2 separate regions of the Mus musculus genome follow, and region 1 is linked to region 2. The links are chromatin loops, found by intact Hi-C in ENCODE. Cell type or tissue: left cerebral cortex. All regions are shown on one strand. Links, peaks and the distances in the headings refer to the core of each region. The heading gives the core; the rest is flanking DNA. Region 1 overlaps Chd1 (chromodomain helicase DNA binding protein 1). Region 2 holds the start of Psmb1 (proteasome (prosome, macropain) subunit, beta type 1).

Region 1 (11,678 bases), core at 1,611-9,610, 240 kb after region 2:
TTAGTGATAGTTTTAAAGTCTAGTTACTACTTTATTACAGGATTGAATAGATTCATAGTGGTATTTTGAAAATCACATGGAGTAGAAGTCTTATAAATTATTCATAGTTCATGGTTGGAGCAATGGCTGTCAATGAATTTGACACTCCTTTTTGAAGTGCTTGACCTATGTATATTGTTGGGACTGAATTTCCTCAGTAATTCCCCCCACCCCCACAAAAGACAAAATATTTTATTCTACATTCTTGCTAGAGTCATAGAAAATAACCATGAACAAATGAATCGTCAGATACATACGTATATTTTTGTTTTGCTTGAGTGCTGGCATCTGTGGAAGATGTGGAATATTATAATTGCCAGCAAGAGTTTAGGAGTGATCCACATGTCAGATAGTGGAGGGTAGAATTAATTAATAATAAATATTTGATGAAGCTGTTATCTGTTGGGGTTTTGAGCTGGGATTCTGTTACCTTGCCCATGCCAGCGTTGAGCTCGGGACCCTCATGCTTGCTTCATGTGTTTAGTAATAAGTCTTTTTGTCTCACCTGTTGAGTGGGCAGATTATGGGTCCATACTATAGTACTTGGCTTCTTATACATTTTGAATTATAGAACCTCTGAAACTAATAAATAAAATAAATGTTAATGTTTATGGTGAAAGATAGTCTAAAGGACATTAATCTTTTTTGCATGATATCTTATATTCTGCATATTAATATTTATTCTGACCAAAGGTATTGAAACAAAGACCAAGATTTGTAGCTCTGAAGAAACAACCATCCTATATTGGAGGACATGAGGGCTTAGAACTGAGAGACTATCAGCTGAATGGTTTAAACTGGCTCGCTCACTCTTGGTGCAAGTAAGTGTTTGCTGAGTTACCTCCTCACCCGGGACAGCGAGACTCCCCGTCATTGCAGGTTGCCAGTCTCCTCTCACAGCCACCTAGAGGGGTCAGAGGTTCCACAAGCTGAAAGACTGCAGCAAAGCAGTGTTTACTTGAGGTTATTTGCAGGCAGCCCTACAGTTCTGATTTAGGGTCTGCAGCAGACATCAGAGAAATATTTCCCTTCATTTTAATGCATTCAGCCAAACATATCAGATTTGACTTAAGTCTTCTAAGTGGAGCCAGGGAGCAGAGTGAACGTTGTAATTGTCAGTGGGAAGTGTTTTGAGAGTTTTTTAGATGGTTTCACGTTTTTTAGTTTTACAACCCTGAGTCAGAATCTTAATGGTTTCTTGACAGTCGGTCTCTCTCTCTCTCTCTCTCTCTCTCTCTCTCTCTTCTTCCCTCCCTCCCTGTCTCCCTCGCTCCCTCTGTCCCTTCCTCCTTCCCTCCCTCCACCCCTCTCCCCCCCATCCCTGCAGGTGGTAAAAGGCATAGGCAGCCCTGTTTCTTCCTGCTGCCTCATTGTGTTTTCACCATGTGCAGTGAGGGAGGGCATGGATGGGATTAATAATAACAGCAGAGAAGCTGGAGGAGTGAAACAGGTTCTATAAATACATAATTTAGGGATGATGATTTCTGTTAATAAAGTTTGAGTTTAACTTATTTGATGATTACCATTCCTAAATGTTTTTATTCAAATGGAAAAATTATTTATGTTGTCATCTACACTTCTGAAATAGTTCTGCCGGCCTTTCCCTGCCTCCCCTCGTCCCTGTTCTGAAGTCCTCAACTCCTTAGGGTGTGGTTTAGCTTTGCATTTCCTTCCACTTTTGTTCTTCCTAGATCCTTATTACTTACTACCATATCTACAGACCGCTTAATGCTAGAGGATAAACTGCAGTATTGACTTTGTAATTAAGAGTGGTAATATTAAATATTAAAGCAAAATCTGGCCTTAAATGTTACTTGCTATTCATCTTACCTTTCCTACGATGTTAGTGATTATGTCTTTTGGTAAGATTTTATATTTATTGTATGTTGTTGATTGAAATAGTGTCTTGCATAAAATACCTCATATATATATGTGTGTGTGTGTGTGTGTGTGTGTATATATATGTATATATATATATATATATAGTTTTATACAACTTGATATAAATGGGAGACATAACAGAAAAACAATTTTTAATGAATTTATACCTTTACTGCATACATGGATTTTGTTTTTTTTTAACTTTATAGAGGAAATAGTTGCATACTTGCTGATGAAATGGGCCTTGGGAAAACAATACAGACGATCTCATTTTTGAACTATTTGTTCCATGAACATCAGTTATATGGGCCGTTTCTACTAGTTGTCCCGCTCTCCACTCTGACTTCCTGGCAGAGGGAGATACAGACGTGGGCGTCTCAGATGAATGCTGTGGTTTACTTAGGCGACATTAACAGCAGAAACATGGTAAGTTGTCTTTCCATGAACTTAGTAGGCTAGACAGATCTATCTGAGGATAAGTGTGTGGTTTGTTTCCTGTGTGCATGTGTGTGTATGTCTCCATGTTCTCAATTCTGTCATGTAACTTGCTACAAAGAAGTGCCTAGTACTTGCTTAGTTGGTTATAATAAAAATCAAGCTATGCGACTGCAAGGTGCCTCAGTGGGTAAAGGGATTGTCACCTAGCCCAACAACCTGTGTTTGATTCCTTAAATTGTCCTCTGACCTCTATACGTATACAGGTACACAAACACAATAAATAAATGAATAAATAAATGTAACAAGTTTAAAAGTCATTCTTGGCTCAGGTATAGTTTGATATGTATGCATGTATATATATGTGTTGCATGTACATAGAAACATGCACACATACACACTCCCCTACACCTTTTTTTGAGGTCCAGGATAGCTTTGAACTCAAAATCTTCTTGTTTTAGCTTCTCATGTGTTAGCGTTATAGACATTTGCCACATATACATATACAAGCACATGCATACATGCATATATTATGATATATATAAATTATATTTTTTCTTTTGTGTGAAAGTTCAAATATTCATGAGAACAGTTTTCAGAGTGCAATGAACATTCATATATTTTCTTTCCTAGTTTTATAATATTAACTGGTTATTAATCTTGTTTCATATATAATATATATACATATATACTATATATATCCTTGCAGTTAGGCGAGATGAAGCTTAGATGGCATATTTCATCCACAAATATTAATAAGCGAATTATTTGTTTTACAACAAACCTTTATTTAATGAATGTAATAAAATAAGGTTTGCTCCATTTTTTTTAAAATAAGATTTAAGTTCTGCATGCCATGTTTAACTCTATAAAGCAGTATTAACTTTTATTACATCTTTTTTGTGTGTGTATCTTAAATGGCTTTTAATTCATTTTAGATACTTAAGTAGAACTGTATAATTTGCTAGATATTTCTTTTAAATTTCTTCTTAAATTTTTATAATAGATAAGAACTCATGAATGGATGCATCCCCAGACCAAACGGTTAAAATTTAATATACTTTTAACAACGTATGAAATTTTATTGAAGGATAAGGTATGTGTTACTTGTGTAACTGTTTTCTGCTTACAGTTTTGCTGTATTGTGTGTTGTGGGTCAGAATGAAAGGCTATTAAAGTCATAGAACAGATCTGCAAACCGTAGCCTTGGATCTTTTTAAAAATTTTTTTGTTTTCTACTTTTTAATTTTTAAATGGCCCTTGAGCTAAGAGTGAATTTTGTATTTTAGAAAGATACGCCCCCCCCCCTCCCCCGACTCTGTAGCCCTGGCTGTCCTGGAACTCACTTTGTAGACCAGGCTGGCCTCGAAATCAGAAATCTGCCTGCCTCTGCCTCCCGAGTGCTGGGATTAAAGGCGTGTGACACCACGCCTGGCTAGAAAGATTTTAAAGGAGTTCCTTACAGGGTTATATTGAAATGATGTGATGGAGCACATTCGTCTAAAATATTTTTCATCTCTATTTTTAGAAAAACTTTACCAATTCTTACTTAAATGGAGGCTAGTTGTTAGTGTCTGTTCTGTCTAACATTTTAAAAATAGAGGAAGAGGCCTATCCCAGTGTCTGTTAATACAGACTGATAAAACACTCACCGAAGCAACTTAGGGAGGGGAGAATTCATTTGACATGGTTATCATGCAGGAAGTCAGGGCAGGAGCTCAGGCAGAGAGCAGGAGTTCAGGGTAGAAATCGGGGCAGGCGGCACTTGCTTGCCTGATGTCAAGTTCATGCTCAGTTAGCTTTCATATACAGTGCAGGATCACCTGCCTAGGGTCGCCACCGGCTTCTGTGGTCTCAGCTCTTCAGTAGTTGTTAACAGTCAAGACATGGCAGCAGGCCAGTCAACTGAGGCTTCTTTGCTCAGATAACGCTAGACTATTATGTTGACCAGTACAGTGCCTAACAGCGTTGTCTCATTAATTCTTCTGCCTACTTTGGTATTCTTTCTTTAGTGAGAAGCCTGTTCTCTTACGAGCTCCATGAACTCGTCACACAGCTATTAATAGTGGAATCAGGCCTCTCTTTATTTCAGGTCTCAAGAGACCTAAATTCATGTATTAGAAACCTACATTTTGTAGAAGTCATATGTACTTGAAGCATGATACTGTTTCAGGTTGACATTCTTAGAGACTTTTGTTGGATTTAGACTGAAAATCTTGTGTAAAATTTTGAGTAGGTGGTATCAGCTTCCTTCCTTTTTTGCTTATTATGTAAGCTAAAATAGACTGATAGTCTCTTTTCTAATAGTGAAATTAATAATTGAAGCAATTTTATTTTGCGTGATAAGTTGCTTGATTTGAGGATTCCAGTTCAGTCATAAAATATGTGTTGGTTTTGGTTCTTAGTGTTTCCTCTGAGTTACCCTGGTAGTTCTAGAACTCTCCAGACCAGTGTGGTCTTGAACTCAGAGATCCACCTAACTCTGCCTTCCAAATGCTGAGATTAAAATTATAGTTTCTGATTTTAATTTACTTCTTTTTAGTAATAGTAAGTTCAAATCAAATGAAAAAGTTAAATTTCAATTCTTACCTCTCTAAATATACTAACTGTTTTTTTATTCATTTTAAGGCATTCCTTGGTGGTCTGAATTGGGCATTCATAGGTGTTGATGAAGCGCATCGATTAAAGAATGATGATTCCCTTCTGTACAAAACTTTAATCGACTTTAAATCTAACCATCGCCTTCTGATCACTGGAACCCCTCTACAGAACTCCCTGAAGGAGCTCTGGTCACTGCTGCACTTCATTATGCCGGAGAAGTAAGACGACATGTGGACACGGCTTGCTTCATGGTTTTATGTGCTCAGATGCAGTTGGGAGAAATGTTACAGGATCGAGTTCATAATTTAAATGACATTGGGTCACAGATCATTAAAAATGAAAAAGAAAATGGGATGGAATTAATTTTGGATTTCTAAGTTTAGATTTTGTAATTCTAATATAAAATCTTCATAGTATACAGTAGAACTTATTGTGTGTATGAGTGGTTTGCCTCCATGTATGTATATATACCATGTACATGCAGTAACAGTTACAATATCCAGACACTGCTAGTAATCTGATTTTGTAAATGAAAACTAGACCAGAAAATTAAATAATTTGTCCTAGGTCACATACACATTCATTTTTCAATATGTCTTGAACTTTACGTGGTTGTTTTGAGAAATATTTTAGTGACAATTGTGTCCTTGAAGAATTTAATTCAAGAGCAATCATTATAACTTACTCATATTTAATCTTCTGCAAGATGAGCCTAGTATATCATACGTGGTAGGGGAGCAGCCTGCCATGAGTTACATCTCCCGCCCCCGTTTTTACTTTTGGTTTTGAGGTAGGATCTCCCGAGGTTTCCCAGGCTGGCCTTCAATACACTCTAACTCAGGTTGGATCATATATGCCCACTCACCTATGCACATAGATAACATATATACTTACACATATATGTCTTGTGTGTGCGCGCATGTGTGTGTGTGTGCGCGCATGTGTGTGTAGGAGGAACTTTTTGCATGGGTCTCAAGACTTTGAGGTGACTAATTTTAGTTTTATATACACTTTTGCTTATTATTTGTAACTGTTCTTAAATTTTTTAAAGGTTTTCTTCATGGGAAGATTTTGAAGAAGAACATGGCAAAGGCAGAGAATATGGTTATGCAAGCCTCCACAAGGAGCTTGAGCCATTTCTGTTACGCAGAGTTAAGAAAGATGTGGAAAAATCTCTTCCTGCCAAGGTGGAGCAGATTTTAAGAATGGAGATGAGTGCTTTACAGAAGCAATATTACAAGTAAGCCTGGGAGAGAGTGTGGGACTCAGAGTTAGCTGTCCTTGTTCTGGTGGGGTGTGTGTCCTCACGCACAGGCTCTTAGAGCAGCAGCAGCTTCAGCTACTCAGGTTAAAATACATTTATTCTGGGGCTGATTAGCAGGGAGCTTTAGTGCTGGGTCCACGATTAAATCATTGTCTTCAAAGACTGACCTGTATGTATATGATGTGTGAGTCTTTGTTTGCATGTATGGATGTGTACCATGTACATGCCTGGGGTCTGGTACGCAGGCCAGAGTAGAGCCTGAGTGCCACTGGAACCCAGGTTACGGATGCTTGGGAACTTGCATATGGGAACTTGCGTATGGGTAGTGGGACTTCTGTGAGGGCAGCGAGTGCTCTTCACCAGTGAGCCATCTCTCCTGCTCCTAAGCTAACATACCATTATGTATGCCCCTCTTCATACTTTTTACCTTTCAACAAGCTTGATAAATCCATCAATTGTGGTAATTGACAGAGCTAAAGAAACCTTAGACAAAATTTTAGCTTCCCCCTTCCTTTTTTGAAGAACACGAACAAGTTATATTTTGTGTAAGTTTCTTGTCAAATTTATATAGTAACTTTTCAAAGGATAAAACCAAAAATATGTCCTAACATCTTTCTGATATTTACTTGTACAAAGAAATACATTGTGACTATATTTGGAATCTTAAGTACCATGCACTTACAAATGGGTTTAGGTGGGTGTTATGGTGCTTGCTGTGGTCAGAGGGCTTGAGGCTGCCAGTCTAGTACTTTACTTAGTGAGGTCCAGGCAAAGCTGGACTGTAGGGCATGGCCCTGCCTCACAAACGTCCCAAGCACCTGGGATCAAAGTTCGAGTTTGTCAGTACCCTCGCTCCTTCTGTTTCTGCTTTCCAAACACCGCAGAGGTGCTTTGGCTTATCTACATTTCTTCATGTAGCTCTAATAATTTCTAAAGATACTGTTACCCACCATAACATTTTAACATGTTACTTATGTATTTTCTCAAAGATTTATTTATTTATTTATTTATTTATTTATTTATAAATAATGTAAGTACACTGTTGCTGTTTCTAGACACACACCAGAAGAGGGAATTGGATCCCATTATAGGTGATTGTGAGCCACCATGTGGTTGCTGGGAATTGAACTCAGAACCTCTGGAAGAGCAGTCAGTGCTCTTAACCGCTGAGCCATCTTTCCAGTCCTTAATATTTTTTTGATGTCAGTGTTCAGTAAAGCTTTTGCTGTGTTGCCTCAAAGTTTAAATTTTGCTTATGTCAGAAATGAATTACGATCTTTCTGTAATAATTAAGTGCCTCCTTGTAGATGTCTGTCTCCCTTAAAATTCCTTGGATAAGGAAACATTTTTCTAAGTAAATTTTTCACTGTAGACTTTTGTAGTATATTTTTGTGGAATCTTTAAAAATATTCTTTTTATTTCCTGTAGATCAACTGCTTGTTTAGATTTGAGTTTTTATGGAGAGAATGTTTTATAATGGAAAAGAGTGATATTAAGTATTTTTTGTTGTGTGTGGAAAATTAGGAAAATTTAAAAATTGAAAAGAATACGGAACAGTTAAAAGGAGAAAGAAGATATAACCCCTATAGCTTCTGGGTACTTTTTTGCAGTTACTATCGTAACAAAATGTGGCTTTAAATATTTATGTACCTCCTTCAGGGTTGGGGGTGAGGTGGAGAACAGGCCTGACTGATGCCTAAATTAGCCTTGAAAGAGTGCCATAAATTTGTGTAAAAAGTTTTTAGAGTATCTCCTCCAGAAACACAGGAGATATTTGGTATTTTTAATTCTATTCATAAGGTAAATTTATGAAAAAGGAAGTTAGTAATAGGTAACTAAAGTAGGTTTTGAAGAGAAGAATTGTATGTGGTTTGAAGTGTTTTTCAAGTTGCATGGGTATTACATAATTGCAATTTAGAGAGGACAGCGTGACTAAAGCCGGGTATTTTCATGAGACTCGGTGGAAAAGATGTGGTTCTAATTGTTTGATGGAATGAAATTTCTAGAAGATTGATGCTGTGGCTCACTGTCCACAGCTCTCAGGGAAATGATGAATGTCTTTATTACACTACAGAAAGCCTTGGTACGTGGTTGATGGATCAGACAGGTTATGTGTCCGGCTTTTTTTTGTTTTGTTTTGTTTTTGGTTTTTGGTTTTTCTGGACAGGGTTTCTCTGTGTAGCCCTGGCTGTCCTGGAACTCTGTAGACCAGGCTGGTCTCGAACTCAGAAATCTGCCTGCCTCCGCCTCCCTAGTGCTGGGATTAAAGGCGTGCGCCACCCCCGCCCCATGTGTCCGTTCTGAGTCTGACATATGAGGTTCAGTGCATCCTGGGTGTAACCACGAGCTTCAGGATGATGACTAATGCTGGTTTTAAGCTTTCACAATTTATCTTTGTGATCTGCTGAATATTGTTTATGTGTCTTTTGTTTTTGAAGGTGGATTTTAACTAGGAATTATAAAGCCCTCAGCAAAGGTTCCAAGGGCAGTACCTCAGGCTTTTTGAACATTATGATGGAGCTAAAGAAATGTTGTAACCATTGCTACCTCATTAAACCACCAGATAATAATGAATTCTATAATAAACAGGAGGCCTTACAAGTAAGACTTTTTAACTATTTCTATTGCTAAAGCAGAATTCTAAGAATATGTATTTCAGTTTTAGGATAAAAATAGTAGAGTAATATAATATATTCATGTCAAGTTCTCTTTGGTTAATGTTTCATTTAAGTGATGGTGTTATTATTTGTATTTATGAAAGCTTTTAAAATTATAATTTATAAACATAGTCTTTCAAACCAGTGAGTTGTTTCTATTTATCAGACAAAATCTATTAGTGTCTTAGAGATTGTGATATGGCTAAATCTGACTGTAAATAGTAGCCTAAAGGAGGGCTTTCCTTCATAGATGTTACCCCTCTGTTACTGTTGAGAGGCAGTTCAGACGTGAAGACACACTTGGAATTCAGTCACAGTAGTTCATTGAGGAGTGAGCATCCCTGAATTAGAAAAGAATATGTTTGCTTGCTCTGTGTTTGTTTAGTTGCTTTTTTTTTTTTTTTTAATGTATGTTTGTTTTGGCTAAATCTTAGAGAAGTAGTGTAAGAGCTGGCAAGTAGAATGATACAGCAGAAATAATAGTCTTGTTATGCCTGGTTAGGGCAGGTTTGATGTACGTAATAGAGGAAGATGGGAAAAGCTCTAGACAGTTTTGAAAGCCAAAGTAACTTTTCTCTTCAGCATTCTGAAAAGCTTAAACTCTAAACTGGATAGAGTAGAAACAACTGCAGTATTCCGTGGGGCTCTGGACTGTTTCCTGCTTTACCACGTTGTAATAGGTGTACTCTGCTGTTTCCTTAGCACTTAATCCGTAGTAGCGGAAAACTCATCCTTCTCGACAAGCTGTTGATTCGCCTAAGAGAAAGAGGCAACCGAGTGCTCATTTTCTCTCAGATGGTGCGGATGTTAGACATACTCGCAGAGTATTTGAAGTACCGCCAGTTCCCCTTTCAAGTAAGCATTTCTTGGTTTCTATTTTTCATTGTATTCTTGGGCTTATTTTATTGAGTCACTTTTTAGATTATTTTGCATATAAATTATATTTCTCTTAAACATACTGAGAGAATCATTTGTTACTTTTCTAAGTTTCATTTTTTTTCTCTAAATTTTATTTTAATTTTGTTTTTATGTTGTATATTGTTAAAAGCTGGACTAAAGTGGTATTTCTGTGCTAAGATGGGTCTGAAGGGCAAGCTTTGGGAAGTAAGATGACGTCTGAAAAGAGAAGCTGTCCTTGGACACATGCAGGCTGGTCGGGCTGTAATGCTCTGTGTGCTGTGGGAAGCCTTTTGTGTGGTTTGCCAAAAAAAAGTTGAGCAGGGCTCAGATAAGAACAGGCTGACATCCTGTCTACTTTCAATTCACAGTGAAGTTTGTTCAGTGGGATTAAAACCTACACCGATGAGTGTTTTAGTGTTAGGGTCAGGTCCTATTCTCAGTACATTATACCTCGTAGTGATTTCTTTGTCATTAATTTTGTGTTTATGCGTGTGAGGGTGTGTGCATGTGTGTTTGTGCTTTGGTGCTCTTGTGGGGGTCAGAGAACAGTTTTGTAGAGTCAGGCCTTCCACATTCATTCGGGCTCCAGGGCTTGGACTCAGGTTCCTAGGCTGGCTTTTTACTGTGTCGTCTTACTGGCCTCTTGGAATAGTACCGGGAGTACAGCTAACTCTCTGTGCACACGACTGGTACACGATGGATGTTTACTGTAGGCAGAGGAGTTAGACTGAGAGTTAGTGTACAGGGTCGCTCTGTTGAAGCTTGCTCACACTATGCTACATGTAGTTTGAAAGTAGGAGTACTATACCTTTATGTGTTGGTGATATTAGCACAATAAAAACACAGTAATAGTAATATACTGGGAACAGAATGCAGCGCTACTGTAGTTAAGAACCGTTAGCACACCCTCAGGTGGAGAGCTATACTTAAGTCATGTCACAGTAAATGATGCAGAGGTTTTATTAATTGCAATTTGTATTTTAATGGAAAAGAAACACAAATTAGATTTGGAAGAAAGCTTAGAGCACTGTTCTTAAACCACTGAAAATTATTTCCTTAAAATTTTTTCTTGGGACTGGACAGATAGAAAATGGAAGCAAATACTTCCTTTGTGTGGCTCACAGCAAGCTGACTCTCCACCTTCATGGGATCTTATACCCTCTTCTGGCTTCTGAGGGAATTTACATGCATATGTGCATATACACATATGAACAAAAATAAAATAAAGTGTTCAGAGTTAAAAGTACAATATAATGTAATATAGAAACATTAGTAAAATTCTAACTTTCCCTTTCTTCTATAACTCAGGCTGTCTTTGAATTCACCATGTTTACAGATTAGTGACTTTTATCTCCCTTAAGCACTAGGGCATTTGCAGCCATGCTTGGTTTGTATGGTGCTGTGGAATGAGCTGAGCGACTGGTGCAGGCTAGCTAAGTGTTCTACAAACCAGCTACATCACCCCCCTTCTTCCTACTTTTTAGATAACAGGGTCTTGTTCATGGTGGCTTTGAACAAGATCCTCCCACTTCTGCTGCCTAAGATGCTCCAGAGCTCAGGGTATCTTAAGAAGTCGATGCTGGGGGCTAGAAAGTGCTCAGCAGTTAAAGCACTCGCTGCTCTGCGAGAGGATCTGAGTTCAGTTGCTAGCACTGTCATTTGTAGTTCCAGCTGATCTGACATCCTCTACTGGCCTTCTCGGACAAATAGACCCACACACGCACTCATAAATAAACATAAAAATGAACTTTAGACATATCGTTAACATACACTGTCTCTTCATTTTCCAAGACAGTTTGTCTAACAGCAATAAAGTATTGAGGTCTGGGAACAAAATGGGAACCTTGCACGGTACGGGGACAAGAGAGCGAATCTGAATGGCTGGTAGATTGGTGATAACA
Region 2 (11,678 bases), core at 2,180-10,179:
CACCACGTTCCAGAATTATTTTTTCCTCCTTTTGTGCTGTCTACTAGAGTGGAAGGCTGTGGAGGAGGAGAACGGTGAGCAGAGAGTTCCAAATCCTGCTCCTAGCTATACGCTGCCCAGGCTGTCTTTTGCCACAGCCAGATCTGACACACTTCAGAAGAGCCCTCTATACAGTAGACAGCCCTGCCAAGGCACAGAGACTTTAGCAGACCTCTAACCTGTGCTGCAGTTTCCTGTTACCTGAATGACCTCCACAGCCAGGGTTGGCTCTGCTTTATTTCTAGGATATGCTAACTGCACCTGCTAACTTGCTGTCTCTCTAAATGCAGCTGTGCTGTGAATTGTTGCAACAGAGCGACATGTTCAAAAGCACCTACCTTTAATCTTGCTTCAATAATCTTTGTCAAAGTGAGACAATCTCCATGGAAACCACTGCAGCCAATTACTGTCTTGTCTGTCCTGTAAAAGCCAGTTTCGGGAGAATGAGTTGATAAAGCAAGGCTCATAAACTGACAACCAGCCAGGGCTTTTGCGGCATGGGAGCAGACATACCAACATCTCCTTACACCAAATTAATTTTAGGTGGGCCGAAGATATACTATGATTAGGCTAAGGAAAATAAGGGTTACTACTTATAATCTAGTACTAGAGAAGGTGAAGTATGATGTAATCTGTTAGGAGCGACCCTGTTTGAATGTTAACTGCCTTGTCAGCCATAAGTGCTTATTTACCAAGCCTTGGCCTTAGTGGAAAAGTATTAGCTTAGTTGAGATTTCTGTGAGAAATTTCTGTGAGTTGAGGCCTCTGTGGGAAAGTACTACCCCCACTTAAGAACAAATAACTACAGATCTTGTGGACAGGTATCTAGCAACCCATTCTGTTCTGTTCCTCCTGCTGAACTTTTTACCTAGCCAATATCCTGCTTTTGGGAACTGGTGCGTTCCCCCAGAAACGAAGCGATTCTGCGTCACCCCCTCCCCATAGCCTGCTTCTATGGGTATAAAACCTGCCTGGGAAAAAGAAAATCTGTCAGCTTGATCAGGGTTTTTTGACTTGCTGTCCGTTCTTTGTGTTTCTCGCGCCCCCCACCCCCTTTTCTCCACAGGTGTTCCTCAGACCCTGTTCGGCTGTCCCGCAGGTCGGGGCAGTAACCCAAGGATCATATAGATGTTTCATAAATCTGACTACTTCTACAGAAAAAAATATGAAATTAAAACTATATGAACATATGACTAGTAAAGTCTAATTCTAATTTCCTTATGAAAGAACTGTTAATGAGTTAGAAAAATTGGGTAGCCAGGAACAAGGAAGACAAAACTTCACTGCTTTTTATGGCAGATGTAGACCATGCCTAGGACCAACACACAGCAAAGCTGCCTTCCTTATTCTCTATTCCTTATCACCTTAACCTTCTTTGCAAAAAAACTCAAGCCCTGTTGGTTCCACTTCCACTTCGTTTTGTGATTAGCTACATGGATAATCTTCCCAGCTGCCACCAAGAAAGCAAGTGAAATGTCTTTATGAATATTTACTTGTGAGCTGGAGAGATAGCTCAATGGTTAAGAGTACTAGCTATTCTTCCAAAGGACCCAGGTGGGTTCAATTCCCAGTATCCAAACATATGTACAAACACAACAAACATATACTTAAAATAAAAGTAAATCTCTAACAAAAAACAAAGAAAGATTTACTTACAGTTTGTAGCATTTGGGGCTATCTCGGGTATGAATTGAAAATCCTTCACTCAATCGAGTGTCTGAAGCGACGATGGAAAAATCTTCTCCAGCAATTGCCAATACAGTACTAACGAATTAAGGAAAGAAAGAACAAACATTAACTCTTCAGGGTTGCAATTCTGTCCCTTCAAATGGTAGCGTGTCCTACAGGCCATTCCTGGGTAAATGTACTAACATAAAAGCAGAATTCAAATGAAAGACAAAAGACTGGAGAAACGGATTCCTGACTACATGTCATCCTGGAAGAGCCCTAACCTAGAGCCTAATGGAGCCCTCCCCATTAAGCAGCTATAAGCCAGTGCGCAAATAAACCCCTGAAGGCCTCAGGTTTCTCAGCTACGGAACACAGAAGGTAAAATGGGACATATTGTCCCAGTACCTCACTGAGAAGAGGTAATAGGAAAGACACTGAATAAAACCTTCATCATTAAAGCACAAAAACATTCACGTATAGCTAACGCAGTATTACAAAGCAACCTGTCTGTGGTCTTGAAGACCAAGTATAGTTAACAGTCCTATAAGCAAGCTGAGTTCAGAAGATCTCTATCTTCTTACCCAAGAGCTGCTAGAATATGTCATTACGTGAACTGTCAGTGTCTACAGCAGTCTCCTCTGAACTGAAACATCCCTTGTGGGGTAGAAGGCTTGAGAGAAACCAAGTTATATCTAGGGGACACTCCTGAGATACTTGGAGCAGCCCCTTCCACCCCCACCAACAGCAACACAGGCCTATACACACCTTGAATTCCAGTATTTGAGAGGGAAAGGCAGGCTTTGTGAGTTCTAGGTCAGCTAAGGTTACATAGTGAGACATTGTCTTAACTGTTGGGGGTGGAGACTGACTGGCCAAGCTGTAAGAAGAGATTTTCCAAATTGTGAGCTACCTACTAGTGCACAGAAATCCAGAGCCACGGCTTTTATACGTTGTCAACTGTTCTGGAGTGGACTTTTTTATGATACAGTTGATTCTGGGTCATCCTTGCGTCTCTAAGTATCTCCCGACACTCCTGACATAGTAATCCCAATAAAAATCCATTGTTCTCCAATCAAATTTTAACCAACTGCAGAGCAATTGCAGTAACCCAAGGGTCACGTAGATGTTTCATAAATCGTGTAGGGGTATGTATGTATGTGTGTGTGGGTGTGTGTGCCTTCCCAGGAAAAGTTGTCATACCATAGTCAAAAAGCAAGCTTTTCTTTTCTTCCTGTACAATTTCTGATAACTTACTGAAGGGCACCAGAGAAAAAACACAAAAGTAGAACCTAGATACTACTGTTGCTTTCTCAAGCAAAGTACTTCTTAAAAACTTCAATTTCTTTAAAATATGAGATTACTTAGAAACTATCTCATATTAGTGTGCTGTATATAAGGATTAAATTAGTTAACTATAAAATCCACCTGACACTTTCCAGTTCTTCTAGCAAGTGAACAATAACCATTGTAGAATACAGTAAGACAGCACTATGTGTACACAGTAGGACGGCACTATGTGATGACTAAGCACCTGGGCACTGGAATTATTCATGCCACTTATTAGTTGTGTGACTTTGGATAAATTTCTCATGTTCAAATTGATGGTACTACAGTCCCTGTTCTGTTATAGAGTGTGAGAATTAAACACATAATTCATGTAAGTGCCTATTTCCTAGTAGAAAATAAACATCCAGAAAACATTACCTACTATTTTTACTGAAGCAAGTTTTGCACTAAAACTCCAAAGCAAAAAAGAATGGCATTACAAATACCATGAACAGCAACAGAAGGGAAAAAATATTACCACAGGCCACTCAAGCAACTTAATTAAGGTTACCAGAGACATACAAACTCCTCATGTGATGGGCTGCTGTAGAAGACCCCAAGCACCAAGCTGGAGTTTAGAATTCTAGCAGAGTTACACAGAACAAAAAAGAGAATGTTCCACTTGCAAAGTGAGGTTTTAATACAATTCTCCCAATAGTACTACGTGAAATGGGACATAATACTGCTCCAGTAAGAGTGCTGTGACAGAAGGAACGCAGGATGACAGGAGGAAGAAGGGCAAATTCAAATACGACACCAATGTATGCAACCAAGGTTTTACAACTCCCTAGATGTGTCTGCTGAGGAAAACAACATATCCCCACCCCTTTAAACTGAGCCAAGACTTCCAAGGAGCAGCAGTAACTGAAAGGAACAATTACCCTGCTTGTTTTGTTTACTAACATGGGTTATGGAGAGATCAGAAAACTCGGTTAGATACGGTTTCCCAAAGAGGCCGGAATTTCAGGGACTTTTGAGAAATAGTTACAGAAACAGACTTAGGAATTATAAAAGATTAGTAATTATATAAAGGCCTCAAGTGACAAAAACCTGGAAGCTACAAAGAGAAATTTATATATTGTAGAATCTGAGGCTGCTTGCAGGGCTAGTTGCAATAAATGCTAAAAGGCACAAAAGAGAAAAGTGATTTAATGGATAGGTGTAAGTAACTATGAACAAAGTGATGGATAAGAAGAAGTAAAGGAGGTTAAAAAAAGTGACTCATGAGTACTGCATTCGGAACACCTTGAAATTAACACATCTTACAAAGTAAGTACTTAGTGTTCACGTGCAGCATTAAGCAGCATACTGGAAAAGCAAACTGAAACTGGACTCGGCTGAGAACGCTATGAATTTAAATCCGGTTCTAATTCACACCAGCTCTATAGCCTGGGCTGTTTAGATGCCAAGAGTCAAGAAGTAAAACTATGAAATTATTCACTTAACTGCTTGAAATTAAAACAAACAAACAAACAAACAAAAAAACCTACCTTGAGTCTTCCCCAATCTATAAGTAACTGAAAGGAGCCCACATAGTACATTCACAATTGCTCTTCAAAAGGTACAACCAAGACTAAAATCAACCTTTCACTATCTGTATGATCAACGCTCAACATTCATAAAGCCATATTTAACGTTTTTGCTTTTCTTTCTTGAGACAAAGATTCTCCGTGTAGCCCAGGCTGTCCTGGAACTTGCTCTGTAGACCAGACTGGCCACGAACTTAAGAGACCCACTTGCCTTTGCTAGCAGTAAAGGCGTGCTCCACCACCGCCTGGCTGGTTTTGCTTTTCTTAAACAAGCCCCCCCCCCGCCCCCCTTTTTTGGATAATTAGCTGTTTCAACTTCTAATTTGATGAAGAATACCCCTGTATTGTCAACGGTCCTAAATACAAAGGAAAAATATCTTCGAATAAAGCGGATAATTAAAATGCTAAAGTAATTTGAGAGTAAAAATAAACACACACAAGGGTCCGACTGCCTAAGGCTGTGGATGCAGCTCAGTAGACCTTGCCCAGCAGGCTACGTCTCAAGAGCAGAACAAAACAACCTTCACTTTCATCCCTGAAATTAAGTCTGGTTAATCATGTTAGTTTCCTCTTAAAACAACAAGTGATCAGGCGGCCCAGCGACAGAAACAGCTACTCGTCTAACAACCAAGACAAATCATAACTTCATGTTCGCCCGTTGGCTTTAGAAACGTGTTCAAGCCCTACCAAACAACAGGCCATAGGGCGGAAGATTGAGGTGGGAGCCCGGTTGCTGGAGCAAACGGCACCGAGGGCGTCCATGCACAACTGAGTGCTGGGCTGCAGGCTACATCCCTGCCATTCCCACACCCGCCCGTCGCGACCCCAGGCTCGACCCAGGTGAGGGCAGCAGGCCCAGGCTTTTACCCTCCGTTGAAGGCATAAGGCGAAAACCGCAGCTGCACAGGGCCGGCGGAGCCGTGAGGCCCCATTCCCAGCTCTCGTTCCACGTCTCGGTAAGCAGCAGTGGAAAGCATCGCGCCTAACTCCTGCTGTCTCACGGCAAAATGGCCGCCGGGACCGGTCCACTTCCGCCTCCCTCGCCCCGCCCCCCTAGGCTCCTCTAGCCTGCACTCGTCGTTGCTCTTGGAGGTCTACGCCTGCGTCCGGCTAGCGCACAACCTGGATCCGCCAATCCTGCCAACAGAGAAACCTGTTTTATAACCCTAAGAAAACGTTTGGATTTACTCATGGCGGATAGAAAATTAAAAGTCTGACCATACCAAAAAAATTAACCCAATTACAGAGCAACGACAACTCGGATGTCACATTGGCGAAGTGGCACAGCGTTTGAGACGGGTTAGTAGTTCATGCTGCATTCAAGGCCAATCAGGACGCATGTCAACTGTGTGGTGTACGCAGCCACGAGACCCAGGAAGCAATACCAGATTTCTTTAGCCAGAATATGATGGTTAATATTGTTAATTTCACAGAACTTAGCATCATGTAGGTAAAACCCATGGATGCGTCTATGCGGGTGTTTCAAGGTTTAATTGAGGAGCGAAGACCCAACTAAAATATAAGCGGCGCCACCTCATTGCCTGGATTTCCCGACTAAATAAAGAAGAAGCGAACTAACATTTATCTATTTATGTTTCTGGTCTGTGGATGCAATCCAGTTGGCATGCTTCCCCCTGGGTTGTATCTCCTCAAACAGTAAGACAACATAAAACCCGCTTCCCTTATATTGCCTCTTGACAAGCCTTTGTTAAGTTTTCTCAATTCCCCAGTCTTCTGAGGTTTCCTGTACTTTCAAGAGAAAATGTTTCCTTTAGGGGAAAATAGATACACAGTACTATTGTACTTATTAGAGTCTGTGTAAATAGACAACCTATACAACACCTACACACATAACACACAGATACTGTCCATCACACACACAGACACACACACAGAGAGAAAGAGAGAGAGAGAGAGCGCTAACCTTAACCTAAAGGAGCTCATTACCTCGTTGATAATGCAAAATACAAGGGAAAGGAAGTACGCAGAACAACACATGTATATGCCTTAGATGAACTTCAGAAGGAAAAAAAAATTAAGATATGTTGGAATCAATCAAGCATTATGAAGCAGCCTAAGAAACAGCTGACGTTTTCTTGTGGCAGCAAGGAAGAGAGCTGGTAGTGACCGAGCTAAAAATAGAAATGAATCTGTGACTACAAAGTCGCTTGTTTTGTTGTTCTTCCTTGAACGTAAGTTAACATCTACTGAGAACATGATGAGGAGCGTTTGCTTGACATTTTCCTTAGCCACCTCACAAATCTCAAAGGGGAGGAGCCAGTAAGCTTGCCAAGCAATCTCTGGAGTTCGAAGCCAGCCAGTTCTACAGAGTGAGTCCCAAGAAAGTCGGGGCTACACAGAGAAACTCTTTCTCACAAAAACAAATCATGGAAGACTGAGGATGTAGTTCAGTGGTAGAACGCTTGCTTGGGCTTGATCGCCATTGCCACATCCCCAACTGTTTCCGCTACACACTCAATAGATCTCTCTTTGACAGCTAGAAAGGGCCGTCGGAGGCCCCGCCCCGGAACTGCTGGTACCCGGCCCGCTCGTTTCCTTCCCAGTGTCTCACAGCTTAAGCACAACAAATCGGACTGCAGTCAAGAGCGCAACTGGCGGAAGTGACGGCATCAGATGTGCGTCAGGCGTTCGGTGGATCGAGTCCGGTAGCGGTGGCGGGTATCTGCTGGCGGTTTGGCTAGGTTTCTGCGGTCGCGTCATTTTCTCCGCAGTGCCCAGGTAACGGTCCTTTCATCCTTTTCTCTGCTTGGAGGCCTTAATAAAGGCGACTTCTGCAGCGGGTCCCCGGAGTTTGCCGGAGGAGACGCGAGTGGGCGCGCGGCCGGGCTGGGAACGGTCCTCCGCGCGCGCTGCGGCGGCTCCGCGAGTAACCAGTCTCTGGACCATCGCCTCGGCGGGGTCCTGAAACCCAGTACCAAGGGTGAGCGTCTCCGAGGGGCTGGCACCGGACAGCCCCGCGCACCGCACGTCTCAGCCGCTTCCCCCGGTGGGAGAGTTTTACCCAGGCCTGCAGCCGCCCGTTTTGTCCCCAGTAAGAATAATTCTGTTAGGAAGCGGTTCTCGAGACTCAGCATCTCGCCAGAAGCCTGAGAGTCAAGCTAATCGAGATTAACATAAAAACGCATGCTGCTTTATTTACACACTGTCGGTCTTTAGCCTCAAGTTAAGGTGGTTTTCCAAAACTCCGGGTAGGCTTCTCTGGAAAAAGATGCCGGACCGGTTAGGCAGACGCTTGAAGACTGTGCGGAATCGGTTTCCCAAATACTCAGTTTGATGGCTCAGTTTCCAAAAGATGAAAACCCAGAAAACAGCCTAAAAATAAGTTTGTGCAGCGATTATTGCGATTTTAAGATTGCAGACGAGAAAAGGTGGTTTATATCGTCTGCAGGTGTGAAATGACTTCTGCGAAGCGTACAACAAATTCCCCAGTCTATATAATCAAGCGTTCAGTAAACTTCGTTTGCAGAAAGAGATCTGGATAAATAACTGGTTATACTTTGGACATGAAATCCAACTTTTTTTTTTTTCCTCAACCAAAGCAGTGATTGAAATTGAATTTTCAGTCTTCAATTTTCTCAGATTTATCTGCTCTTTGACACAGGAGATACTCAAACTGCACCTTAAAATCCTTAACTGTTTCCATTGCCTGTGTAATGACATCTTACATTCTGAATTATGCAACCCCACCTACAGCTGCTTTGTCATCTTTTGTAGTGACTTTACATACTGAGCCTGTCACACACTGCATGCTCTTCCAAGGCTTTGTCCCCCCCTTTCCCTTCTGTGATTTGTGCTGCACCTAGAGTGCTGATTTGTGTTGTTTTGTTCCTTTTGCTCCTTTTGCTAGACCTGTGTTACATTGCCCCTGCTTTGTGCGAGTTCCGGCCTCTCAGAAGGTACTTGACTTTAGTTATGTCTTTCTTAACTTTTTAAAAGATTTACATATGTGAATGTTTTGCTTATCTGTCTATATGTGCACCACATGCTTGTCCGGGCCCATGGAAGACAAAAGAGAGCATTGGACTCCCCAGGACTGGATTTACAGCTAGTTGTGAGTAGCCATGTGGGTGCTAAGATAATCAAACCCAGTCCCTCTGAAGAGCAACAGTGCTCTTAATCGCAGAACAGCTCTCTAGCCCCTTGACTTTAGTTTGTATTCTCTCTTCCATAGCATCCATTCATGAGCACAAATGCCAAGTCCTGTCCTAGGTTTCAGCTTTTCAACATTTTGCCTTGCTTAGTAAATGCCTGCAGTTTTTTTTTTTTTTTTTTTTTTTTAAGCATCTTTAAAAAATTGAGGGTGGGCCTTTGCCTACCATTTAGGAGGATCTGGGTTCTATCACTACTACCATTACAAAGGAAAAACAACACATTTCATAGTCTCTTAGTCTTTATTCATATTTCATGTCCATGACCTCGAAAGAGATGATGATTAAAGAAACCCAGTTCTAGGCATAGTTTTCATTAATATGCTCTGATGAGATAATGTTTCATCTTTTGTTTAGTCTGCCTTTAATTGAAACACAAACAACTACCTAAAGCATATTGTGTCCAGTTCAATATGTATGGCGCTTTATGCTTGAGGTATTGTGAATGGTATAAAACTGAGCAGCATATTTAAAATCAAGAAGTGACCTAATAGACTGTGCAAATCATGCCGATAAGTGTTCTCTTCTAACAGTATAGTTTGTTTAGGAATTCTTTCCCCCAACCTCAAGTCCTTTGCTGGGGGGTGGGGGGTGGGAAGTGAGGGTGGAGGTTGTACAAAGGGCTGGCCCCTGATGCTGTGAGAGATGGCTCAGAGGTTACGAGCACTGCCAACTCTTCTAGAGAACCAGGTTGGAGCCATCTCTCACACCCTAAATTTGATTTTTGTTTGTTTGTTTGTTTGTTTTGTTTTTTTGAGACAGGGTGTCTCTGTGTAGCCCTGGCCTTCCTGGAACTCACTCTGTAGATCAGGCTGGCCTTGAACTCAGAAATCCGCCTGACTCTGCCTCCCAAGTGCTGAGATTAAAGGCCACCACTGCCTGGCTACAATTTTATCTTAATCTAAATATTTATTGTCTAAATTCACAAAGAACACACAGGTTTCAAAGTTACAAGTTGTATATCCAAAGACCCATGTTTATTTTAAGGATACATATGACCCCATGGTAGCTCAATTCCAGGGCATCTGACCTTCTCTTCTGGCCTCGGAAGGCACCAAGGCATGAAAGTGATGTACAGGCATATATGTAGACAAAATACACATATAAAATGAATTACATTTATGTGAAGAATTGGCTGTGAGAGTTTGTTCTCTCCTTTCACCATTTGGATAAATGCACAATATTAGGATTAGCAGCAAACGCCTTTGCCTGATGCACCGTTTCTTGCCAGCCCTTTCTCCAATAGTTTTTATTACTGGTCTTGACACCTTAATTTTCAGTACTATTAGAATATTTAAGCACACAGCAACAAAGGTTTTGTCTTTGTTGGTGATTTTACATGAGTCACAGGAAACATGGACTAGGCTTTGAGAGTAAAAGATACATATATTCATATGTTTGTGTGTGTGTATGTATTTACACACACACTCCAAAATAGTTCTGTGTTTATTTTGTGTGAACATGAAACCTATGTCCATCTATTAAACTTAAAACATATTTTTCCAAGCAGCATCACTATTTCATGGTGTGTGAAGATAACCCAGAACATTGAAGACGTTTCTAAGGAGATATTCAGAGGATGCTCTAGGGAAGATCTGAGTACTGAAGAAAGGGAGAATCATGGACCAGAACAACAGCCTTCCACCTTATGCTCAGGGCTTGGCCTCCCCACAGGTAATAGAGCAAGAGGGAGGGGCAGAGAGGGCTCATATTCCCTTTAAGAGAAAGCAAAAGACAGTGACATTTACCATGCAGTAGTGAACGTGGATTTTTAGGTTTTTAAGCTTGTTTTACTTTGTGAAGATTTCTGAGTTAGATAGCTGTGATGTTCTTTTGTTTGGGAAGTTTAGTTGGAACCTAATTAATTAGAAGACTCTCTATGAGCTGTAGAGCATTTATCTTATTTACTCCAATAAATAAATTTATTGCTCCTGTTGCAGTCACTTTCCTATCCTGATTACTACCAAATCTGCTTTCAAAATTAAACATTGGTTTTGATGCTAAACATGTGCACGTATGTGTGTATGTGTTTGCAATAGAATTAGACCTAGATTGTTACCAATTCCATATACATTTTACCATCTCCAGTGTTCTTCTGCCTCCACATAAATAATTAGTTCTACTTTATTTTTATAAATAAAATGTTTAATTATAATTAAATATATGTAAGACATAGAAGCATTATAGAAAAGGCAGTTGACAGTATTTTACAGACTTTGTTGATTTTTGTTTTTAGTAGAATAAATTACTTTTTATTAAATAGTATGATAGAGGCATCCATGAGTCTGTCATCCATCATCCATGTGATCCGTCGTCCAAAACTGACACGTGCTTAGTCAGTGGATAATCATCATATATTAAATAGTACTTTGTGGGTGGGGGTGGGGTTGAGACAGGGTTTCTCTATGTAACAACATCCCTCAAACTTGCGTTGTAAATCAGGCTAGCTTCAAACTCACAGAGATCCACTTGCCTCTGCCTCCAGAGCTAGGATTAAAGACGTGCCACCATGCCTGGGTACTGGGCAGTACTTTAAATTGGGACATAGGCTTTTTTCTTTATGGTCTAGATACACATGAGAGGCTAAACATCTTCCTTGCATATCATAAATAACATTTTCAAATCCTAAGTGTTCATCTTCTATGGTCAGTACTACAGAAGATAGTTGTGCATCTCAGGATACAAATTCTTCCCTAGTATTTAATGACCTATTATATTCAGAAAACATTAGTCTTTTTACTTTACTTGGGTTTCACTAGGGAAAAACCTAAATTACTCACCATCAGTATCTTAATCATTGCTCTCTTTGCTTTCCACAGGGCGCCATGACTCCTGGAATTCCCATCTTTAGTCCAATGATGCCTTACGGCACAGGACTTACTCCACAGCCTATTCAGAACACCAACAGTCTCTCTATTTTGGAAGAGCAACAAAGACAGCAGCA

What was found. A loop is a pair of places that touch in the nucleus more often than their neighbours do. Peaks named below come from ENCODE experiments on the same cell type or tissue, not always from the same donor. Only the 100,000 strongest peaks of a DNase experiment are listed, where the experiment ranks them.
Region 1: a loop joins it to region 2, with 3 times the contacts of the local background. A loop is called at or near these places in 5 of 42 quality-filtered maps.

The regions. Positions count from the first base shown.
Region 1 is chr17:15,733,499-15,745,176 of GRCm38, forward strand. Chd1 (chromodomain helicase DNA binding protein 1) reads left to right here. Exons shown (of 36, transcript NM_007690.3): 11 at 733-860; 12 at 2,130-2,346; 13 at 3,362-3,451; 14 at 4,984-5,174; 15 at 6,008-6,196; 16 at 8,659-8,821; 17 at 9,580-9,732. Among named protein-coding and RNA genes, the nearest start is that of 5830433I10Rik, 34 kb to the left of the region's middle. In left cerebral cortex, for the core only: no CTCF peak of the experiment used is centred there; a DNase peak (open chromatin) is centred at 6,125.
Region 2 is chr17:15,492,721-15,504,398 of GRCm38, forward strand. Psmb1 (proteasome (prosome, macropain) subunit, beta type 1) reads right to left here and starts at 5,556. Exons shown (of 6, transcript NM_011185.3): 1 at 5,433-5,556; 2 at 1,696-1,803; 3 at 378-459. The coding sequence starts at 5,542. Tbp (TATA box binding protein) reads left to right here and starts at 7,168. Exons shown (of 8, transcript NM_013684.3): 1 at 7,168-7,304; 2 at 10,245-10,408; 3 at 11,554-11,678. The coding sequence starts at 10,355. In left cerebral cortex, for the core only: no CTCF peak of the experiment used is centred there; DNase peaks (open chromatin) are centred at 5,618 and 7,143; H3K4me3 peaks cover 4,451 bases; H3K27ac peaks cover 2,645 bases.